Regions from separate parts of the Homo sapiens genome. Here region 1 is linked to region 2. A link is an interaction called in ENCODE POLR2A ChIA-PET data of the cell type or tissue named here. Cell type or tissue: GM12878. All regions are shown on one strand. Each heading gives the region's core, and the rest is flanking DNA. Links, peaks and the distances in the headings are about the cores only.

The links. Peaks named below come from ENCODE experiments on the same cell type or tissue, not always from the same donor. Only the 100,000 strongest peaks of a DNase experiment are listed, where the experiment ranks them.
Region 1: POLR2A ChIA-PET joins it to region 2 with 8 read pairs; 4 of 35 experiments call an interaction of 5 or more read pairs at or near these places.

What each region holds. Positions count from the first base shown.
Region 1 is chr3:33,196,420-33,200,821 of GRCh38, forward strand. The region is part of intron 3 of SUSD5 (sushi domain containing 5); the gene reads right to left. Among named protein-coding and RNA genes, the nearest start is that of SUSD5, 20 kb to the right of the region's middle. In GM12878, for the core only: no CTCF peak of the experiment used is centred there; no DNase peak of the experiment used is centred there.
Region 2 is chr3:33,136,959-33,141,360 of GRCh38, forward strand. All of the region lies in intron 6 of CRTAP (cartilage associated protein), which reads left to right. Among named protein-coding and RNA genes, the nearest start is that of CRTAP, 25 kb to the left of the region's middle. In GM12878, for the core only: no CTCF peak of the experiment used is centred there; a DNase peak (open chromatin) is centred at 2,453; H3K4me3 peaks cover 670 bases; H3K27ac peaks cover 655 bases.

The DNA of each region.
Region 1 (4,402 bases), core at 190-4,189, 59 kb after region 2:
ATCAGTTTAATTTGCAGTGGTGATTTGCTGGAAGGTTCCCCTTTCCCTGACACACACAAAGGTTCCCCTTGCCCTAACACAGACAACAGCTGCGTCTCTGGATCTGTCAGGATATCTTTGTTTTAACAAAAAAGAACTTCTGTAGAGAGCAGGGGAAAGCACAGATCCACATGTAACTACTCTACCATTCTCACACTCTCTACTTTTGGTAAGCAGGGCTCCCTGGGAAAGTTTTCTTCTAAGTCAATAGGGTAGGCTGACCGTATAGTTTATCATCCATATAAGGACACTTTTGAAAATGATTGGGATCCTGGTTAATAATTACCAGCACAAGAAAGAACTATCCTGAGCAAACTGGAAGGCAGGGCACCCTAACATGAGTATCGTACATTCCAACCCAAACGGCAGTGCCTGTGAAGGTAAGATATTCAAGAGTAAGAAGAAAGGAGCATCTCAGAAAACAAAAAGCCTGTAGAGTCTGGGTTTGAGTCCTTGCTCCCCTACTTACTTTGGACAAATTACTTAACTTTGTTGTGCCTAGTTACTCATCTGTAAAATTTGGATAATAGTAAATTCCTGCAGTGCTGTTGTGAGGATTAAATGAGTGAACACAGGGTACTACAGCAGGTGTTAGCTATTACTATTTTCCTTCTGAGGTTGAGAATCTGAAGCAAAGCCCACAGTTAGAGCTGCAGCCTCAGGGTCAAAAAAAGTGGTGGAGATGTTTGCACCAGGTTTAACTGGATCTTGGGGCTTGCTGCATAGGACTGGGAGGGGTGGGGACAGGAAAAGGAAGGTGCATGGGTGAGAGGTCTCATCTGCACCTCCCAGGAGCTGTGTCACTTGAGACAAAGCACCAAATCTCTCTGTTCTTCAGTTTCCTCATCTGAATAGAGAGAATGATAACACCCTGCCTACAGTATTGCCTTGCTGATTAAATGAGATAACGTTTGTGGGAACACTCGGGAAAAACACAATTTTGGAGTTATAGAATATAACTGTAAAGCTGCTCGATAATTTTTTTCTTGTTCTTTTTTGTGTTTTAAAGTATTATTTATATAAATAAAATTCATCAATTTTAAGTGTACAGCTTAGTCAATTTTGCTAAATGTATCCAATTGTATAACCACCACCACCACCACAACAATCAAGGTATAGAACAATTCTTAAAAGCCATATTCTACTTGCCTTTGGCCCTAGACACCCTCCCCTACTCCATACTACCCCAAGCAACTATTAAGCTACTTTCGCTCACTGGTAGTTTTACCTTTTCTAGAATTTCATTCAAATGGAGTAATACAGTATGTATATTTTGTGTTTGACTTTTTTTCATTTAGCTTAATATATAGAGATTCATCCATGCTTTTGCATGTATTAATATTTCATTCATTTTATTGCCAAATACTAATCCATGGTATGGATATACCACATATTTTGATCCATTCATCAGTTGATGAACATCTGTGTCGCTTCCAGTTTTGGGCTTTTATGATAAAATTGCTATGAATATTTGTGTACCCATTTTTGTGTGGTCATACACTTCTCTTGGATCAATACCCAGGCATGGAATTACTTGGTTGTACGCATATTAGCTGTATATATAATACATGTATATATATGCATATTAAACTTTGCAGAATTATTTTGAAAGAAATTATGCGTTGATTTATTGAAAACAGTGTAACATCAAGGTGAAGAAACCATACTATTATTATCACTTTATGTTGTTAGAGTTATGTGGTGCTAGATACTAATCATAGTCATAGCTCATACTTATTGAGGTGTTACTCTGTGCTATGCACTAGGCTAAGTGGTTCACTTGTATTACCCTACTCAGTCCTCTTGACAAATCTATGTCATGGGTTCTAATATTATTCCCAAGGCAAGTTAGGTGGTAGAACCAAGATTCAAACCCAGGGATTCTGGGTACAGAGCCCATGGTTCTAATCATTGTGCATTATTATTGTGTTCCAGGTGTTGTTTCCTTTGAGAACACCATGGTTTAGCTCTGATTCACTTTCTTGTCATAAACATGGGGCCTGGTGGACTTTGCAAAAAGGACAAGTTTGGGGCTTCCTGATCTACTGGACTGCACCACTAGCAGCCAGAACAATTTTCAGAAAATGTTCAAAAAGTGCATCCTAGCTGAGAACCCTACAATGGTTTCCTGTTTCACCTAAAAATTCAATCCAATATTCTCACCCCTGTATATCCAGCTCTTATCCCAATCTGTTCAGCCCTATCTTGGATCACTCCCTCTCACCTGAAACCATCTAGGCTCACTGTTTTCTCAAACACACCAAGCTCTTTCCTGCCCGCAGTCTGACATGGCTATGCAGTCTGGTCTCATCTCCCAGACCCATAACACCAGGGCCAGAGGACTGGAAAATCCACAAGAGATGTGGTACACTGCAGAGGAAAGCTTTTACTTGGGGGAAAGAGAGTTAGGAAGAATCACCCATATTTCACCCACCCCGGGACACTGAAGTCAGCAGACATGGGCTACAGGAATGTGAACATGGTGCACCCAAAATATTGAAGAAGGCCCAGTTCTAAGCACAGACCCTGGCCTCAAGAATACCCACGTAAAAGATAAAAGATAGGCTGAGAAAAGACATATAGAAGGGAGATATTTTAAAGCTACATAAGAAATGCAATAATGCATGCGCACTACTAAAAAAATCAAAATATACAAAATACAGAGCATGAACTATAAATATCTCCCTTCAGTCTCACTGCTACTCCCTTTCTAGGGTGTTTCTCCTTCAGATGTCTTTTTTTCTAGGGGAGAATTTCACACACACACACACACACACACACACACACACGTTTACACATATACACAAAAATAAGTTGTTTTTTCTTTTTTTTTGAGACGGAGTCTCGCTCTGTTGCCCAGGCTGGAGTGCAGTGGCACAATCTCGGCTCACTGCAGGCTCCGCCTCCCGGGTTCACACCATTCTCCTGCCTCAGCCTCCTGAGTAGCTGGGACTACAGGCACCCGCCACCACGCCCGGCTAACTTTTTGTATTTTTAACAGAGACAGGGTTTCACCGTGTTAGCCAGGACGGTCTCGATCTCCTGACCTCGTGATCCGCCCGCCTCGGCCTCCCAAAGTGCTGGGATTACAGGCGTGAGCCACCACGCCCAACCAAAAAAAGTTTTTTAAAGAATAAATTGGATTATACTATACATATTCTGAGACCTGCATAATATGTCTTAGAAGATTTTTCATGTCATAGCTGTCACTCTGCTATAGACTGAATGTCTGTGTCCTCCCAAAATTCATACGTTGAAACCTAATCCCCAGTGTGATGCTATTTGGAAGTGGGACTTTTGGGAGGCGATTAGGCCATGCTATGGTTCAAATGTTTGACTCCTCCAAACTTCATGTTGAAATTTCATTGCCATTGTAACAGTATTAAGAGGTGGACCTTTAATAGGTGATTAGGCCAGGAGGGCTCCACTTTCATAGGTGGAACTGGTACCATTATAAAAGGGTGAGTTCGGTTCCTCTCACTTTCTGCCATGTAAAGAAGGCTCTTGCTAGATGCTGGCACCTTGATATTGGACTCATCAACCTCCAGAACTTTGAGCCAATAAGTTTCTGTTTATTATAAATCACCTAGTCTCAGGCATTCTGTTATAGCCATACAAGACAGAGCAAGACAGATCATGAGGGTAGAAACTTCATTGAATGGGACTAGTGCCCTTATGAAAGAGACCTCACAGAACTGCCTCACCCCGTCTACCATGTGAAGACTCCACAAGAAGACAGTTATCTGTGAATTGGGAACTGGGTCCTCACAGACACCGAACCTGCCAGTGCCTTATCTTGGACTTCCCAGCCTCCAGAACTGTGAGACATACATTTCTGTCATTTGTAGCTACCCCATTTATGTTATTTTTAAATAGCAGCCTAAGCAGAAATTGGTAACAAGAAGTGGGGGGTTTGCTGTAACAAATACCTAAAAATATGGATTCAGCTTTGGAATTAACAGGTAGAAGCTAGAAAAGTTTTGAGGTGCTAGAATGTTTTAGGTGCTTCCTCTGCAGTGCACCACATCTCTTGTGGATTTTCCAGTCCTCCAGCCTTAGTGTTTTGGGTCTAGGAGATGAGACCAGGCTGGGTAGCCATGTCAAGCATGCTAGAAAAAGACTACCTTGCCACGAATGGACCATCGAGGGCAATTCTGGTGAGGGCCCAGAAGGAAACGAGAGCTGTAGAGAAAGTCTTCATCTTCTCATACAATACCTAAACAACTCTGGACAGAATGTTGGTAGGAACATGGACAATAAAGGCCATTTTGATGAGGTCTCAGATGGAAATGAAGAACATGTTGGTGAACATCAGCAGAAAAGCAATGCTTGTTATAAAATGGCAAAGAACTTGGCTGAATTG
Region 2 (4,402 bases), core at 286-4,285:
TGTTGAGAAACTGCCAGACTGTTTTTCAAAGTGGCTGCACCATTTACATTCCCATCAGCAGTGTATGAGAGTTCCAACTTTGCAATATCTTCAACAAAACTTAATATTGTCTTTTTTTTTTAATAGCCATGCTAGTGGATGCAAGTAGTATTTCATTGTGGTTCTGACTTCCACTTTCTGTTGTTTTTCTTTTCTTTTTGAGACAGAGTTTTGCTCTTGTTGCCCAGGCTGGAGTGCAATGGTGCGATCTCGGCTCACTGCAACCTCCGCCTCCCAGGTTCAAGTGATTCCCTGCCTCAGCCATCCTAGTAGCTGGGATTACAGGCGCGCACCACCACACCCAGCTAATTTTTTGTATTGTTAGTTGAGATGGAGTTTCACTATGTTGGCCAGGCTGGTCTCAAACTCCTGACCTCAGGCGATCCACCCGCCTCAGCCTCCCAAAATGCTGGGATTACAGGCGTGAGCTACTGCACCCAGCTTGACTTGCACCTTCTTAGTGACTATGTTGAGCATCCCTTCATGATTGGCCATTTGTATATCTTTGAAGAAATGTCTATTCAAATCTTTTGTCCACTTTAAAATTGTTACTTATCTTTTTATTATTGTGTTGTAGAAGTTCTTTAGATATTCTAGTTATAAGTTCCTTATCAGATATATGAATTGTAGATATTTTCTCACAATTTGTGGGTTGTCTTTTCAGTTGCTAAATGGTGTCTTGAAGCACAAGTTTTCAAATTTGATGAAATTCAATTTATCTGTTCTTTCTTTTGTTGCTTTTGTGTTGTGTGTCATATCTAAGAAACCATTGCCTAATCCAAGGTCACAAAGATTTACTCCTGATTTTTACTCCTACGATTTTTGTAATTTTAACTCCTGCATTTAAATTTACAACCCATTTGAGTTAATTTTATGTGTGATATTAGGAAGAGGTCTAGTTTCATTCTCTTGCATGTGAATAGCCAGTTGTTACAGCACTATTTGTTGAAAAGACTTTTTCACCATTGAATTGTCTTGGTACCCTTTGAAAGAAATCAGTTGACCATAAATGTGAGAGTTAATTTTCCAGACTCTCAGTCTATACCACTCATCTTGATTTCTATCCTTAAAGTTAGTACTACACTGTCTTCATTAATATAGCTTTTTTTTTTTAAATTACGTGGACTTTCAACCAAGATTAGATTACTGTAGCTTTATACTATATTTTGAAATTTGAATTGTGAGTCCTCCAACGTTGTTCTTCTTTTCCAAGATGATTTTGGCTATTTTGGGTCCTGTACATTTCCATATGAATTATAGGTTTAGCTTTTCAGTTTTTGCAAAAGGCAGCTGGGATTTTTTTATAGGAATTCCACTGAACACATAAATCTCTTTGGGGAGTATTGGCTTCTTAATATTGTCTTCTAATCCATGAACATGAGAAGTCTTTCCACTTATTTGGATTTTTTAAAAATTTATTTCACAGTGTTTTCTTATTTTATTATTCCTAAACATTCTATTCTTTTTTAAAAAATTAAAATAAATTCTTTCCAACCCCTAGTATTCAAGCATTTTATTCTTTTTGATGCTATTATAAATGAAATTGTTTTCTTATTTTCACTTTTGGGCATATTCTAAAAGAATAGAAATACAATAGATTTTGTGTATTGATTCTGCAAACTTGCTGAACTTATTTATTAGTTTGTATGTGTATGTGTATTATTTTTCTTGCGTAATTGTTCTAGTTAAAACTTCTAGTACTATGTTGAATAGAAGCAGAGAGAGTGGGCCTGGCACAGGGGCTCATTCCTCTAATCCCAGCACTTTGGGAGGCTGAGGCAGGAGGATCACTTGAACCCAGGAGTTTGAGACCAGCCTGGGCAACATAGCAAGACCCCATCTCTACAAAAAATAAAAAAATTAGGCTGGGTGTGGTGGCTCACACCTGTAATCCCAGCACTTTGGGAGGCTGAGGTGGGCAGATCACCTGAGGTCGGGAGTTTGAGACCAGCCTGGCCAATCGGTCGAAATCTTGCTTTACTAAAAATACAAAAAAATTAGCTGGGCGTGGTGGCACATGCCTGTAATCCCAGCTACTCAGGAGGCTGAGGCAAGAGAATCGCTTGTACCCAGGAGGTGGAGGTTGCAGTGAGCCGAGATCACACCACTGTACTGTAGCCTGGGTGGCACAGTGAGACACTGTCTAAAAAAAAAAATTAGCTAAGTATGATGGTGCACATCTGTAATCCTAGCTACTCAGGAGGCTAAAGTGGGAGGATTGCTGGAGCTCAGGAGTGGGAGGGTACAGTGAACCATAAGCATGCCACTGCACACTAGGCTAGGTGACAGAGCAAGACCCTGTCTCTCTGGAAAAAAAAAGAAGTGGAGAGAGTGAACATCCTTGTCTTGTTCCCAGTCTTAAAAGGAAAAAGCATACAGTCGTCTTTCAGCATTAAATGTGAAAGTACGTTATTAGCTGGGGGTTTTTTGTAGGTGCCCTTTATTAGGTTGAGGAAGTTCTATTTTTAATTCGTTGAATTTTTTTTTTTTTTTTTTGAGACGGAGTTTCACTCTTGTTGCCTAGGCTGGAGTGCAGTGGTGTGATCTCTGCTCACTGCAACCTCCGCCTCCCAGGTTCAAGTGATTCTCCTGCCTCGCCCTCCCAAGTAGCTGGAATTACAGGCATGTGCCACCACACCCGGGTAATTTTTCTGTATTTAGTAGAGACGGGGGTTTCACCATGTTGGCCAGTCTGGTCTCGAACTCCTGACCTCAGGTGATCAACTTGCCTTGGCCTCCCAAAGTGCTGGGATTACAGGCGTGAGCCACCGCACCCGGCCTGAATGTTTTTATCATGAATTTGTGTTGAATTTTGTCAAATGCTTTTTCTGCATCTATTGAGATGGTCACATGATTTTTGTTTCCCTTGTTAATATTCATTATAAAAATGACTTTTTTGTGACTAATATTACATGATATAGATAATTTTAAGAAATATAGCCTTTTTGTAGGCATTTAGTTTGCTTCCAACTTTTTGCTTTTACAAATAGCATAGCAGGGACTAAATTGTTTACTTCTTCTCTAATCATTTCCTTAGAAAAAATTCCCAGTGGTGAAATTCCTGGCCTAAGGCTGTGAACATTTTCAAGACTTCTGATGTACAAGAACAACATATATAGAAAGCAAATCATAGATACTAGAACACGAAGAGATTTTTCACATGATTCAGTAAAGCTCTCTCATGTCACAGATAAGGAAACAAACTCAGAAAGGCAGAGTGGCTTGCTCATAGTCACACAGAGGGTTAGTAATCATCTAATGAACACGCCAAGCTTATTGCAGGCTTTAAAATTCCTAGGATTCTTGGATTTGGCACTTTCAAGATAAAAGGACTTTGTTGAAGGTTCTGGAGTAGTTTGCTTATTAATTGAGGCTTTAGAATTGTGGAAGAACTAATCCATCTCTAAAGAATGAACCATTTTCTTACTATATACCAAATTATGGCAAGTAATACTTTGAAATGAAAATATAACCAAAATCATCAAATTCTTAGTTAGTCCTTCCATTTTCCAAAGGACATAATACTCCTTTGAAACAAAGCATCAGTACACTTTAGCTGCTGATATGTGTGGCATTCTTCCTTATTATCTTTCTGGTGTTGAAATGTGTATAAGCACTCCTGAAAGTTTACGCACTGGTTCAGAATTTTGCAGAGGTTTATTACAGTTTCAGAAACTTTTTAAAACAGGCTGAAACAGATGCTTCAGGTTTCAAGTTCTGATGGTTGTTTGCTTCAGGGAAGTCCAAAAGAAATAGAATATAATTTGTTGGAAGGATGTATTGAGGGAGTGCTCTCAGGTAGGAACGGAATGAGGGTCAGGGGAAGGAGCTCAACAAATACGTGGTCTCAGCTGGAGTCAAGCTTCGCCTGCTCCCATGGGGGACTCTGGAGCATGAATTGCACCACAGAGTTGTTCTTGCCTTTTGTAGTCCCCCTTATCAGTCTGTCATTCGTTCTTCGTTGCCAGGAAGGGCTGGTGTGTAACCTCCCTGTCAAGACTGCTGTTTTTTTTTGTTTTTGTTTTTGTTTTTGGCCAAAGGCAATTGCCCAGAGAAGGGGCAGCTGCTAGCCATTAGCAAGCAGCCCTCACAGGAGTTGGGGATGAGTGCACTGGGAAGGAGATCTGAGTGAGGCCCCAACAGTATTCACTACAACAGCCATGCAGGGGATGCATTTCTTTCGTCTGTGCTGCCTCGGGCACTTATTACTAGTGAGCTAAAAGCAAACAATACCATCATCCCGCAAGTCACAACAGACACACAGCAGGATATAGTAACTCCCTAAGCAGAAGTCATAGCTATACACATAATCCCTCTACTATGCTGTGTTTTCCTTTTGGGGTCTAGAAAGCAACTGAAAAAC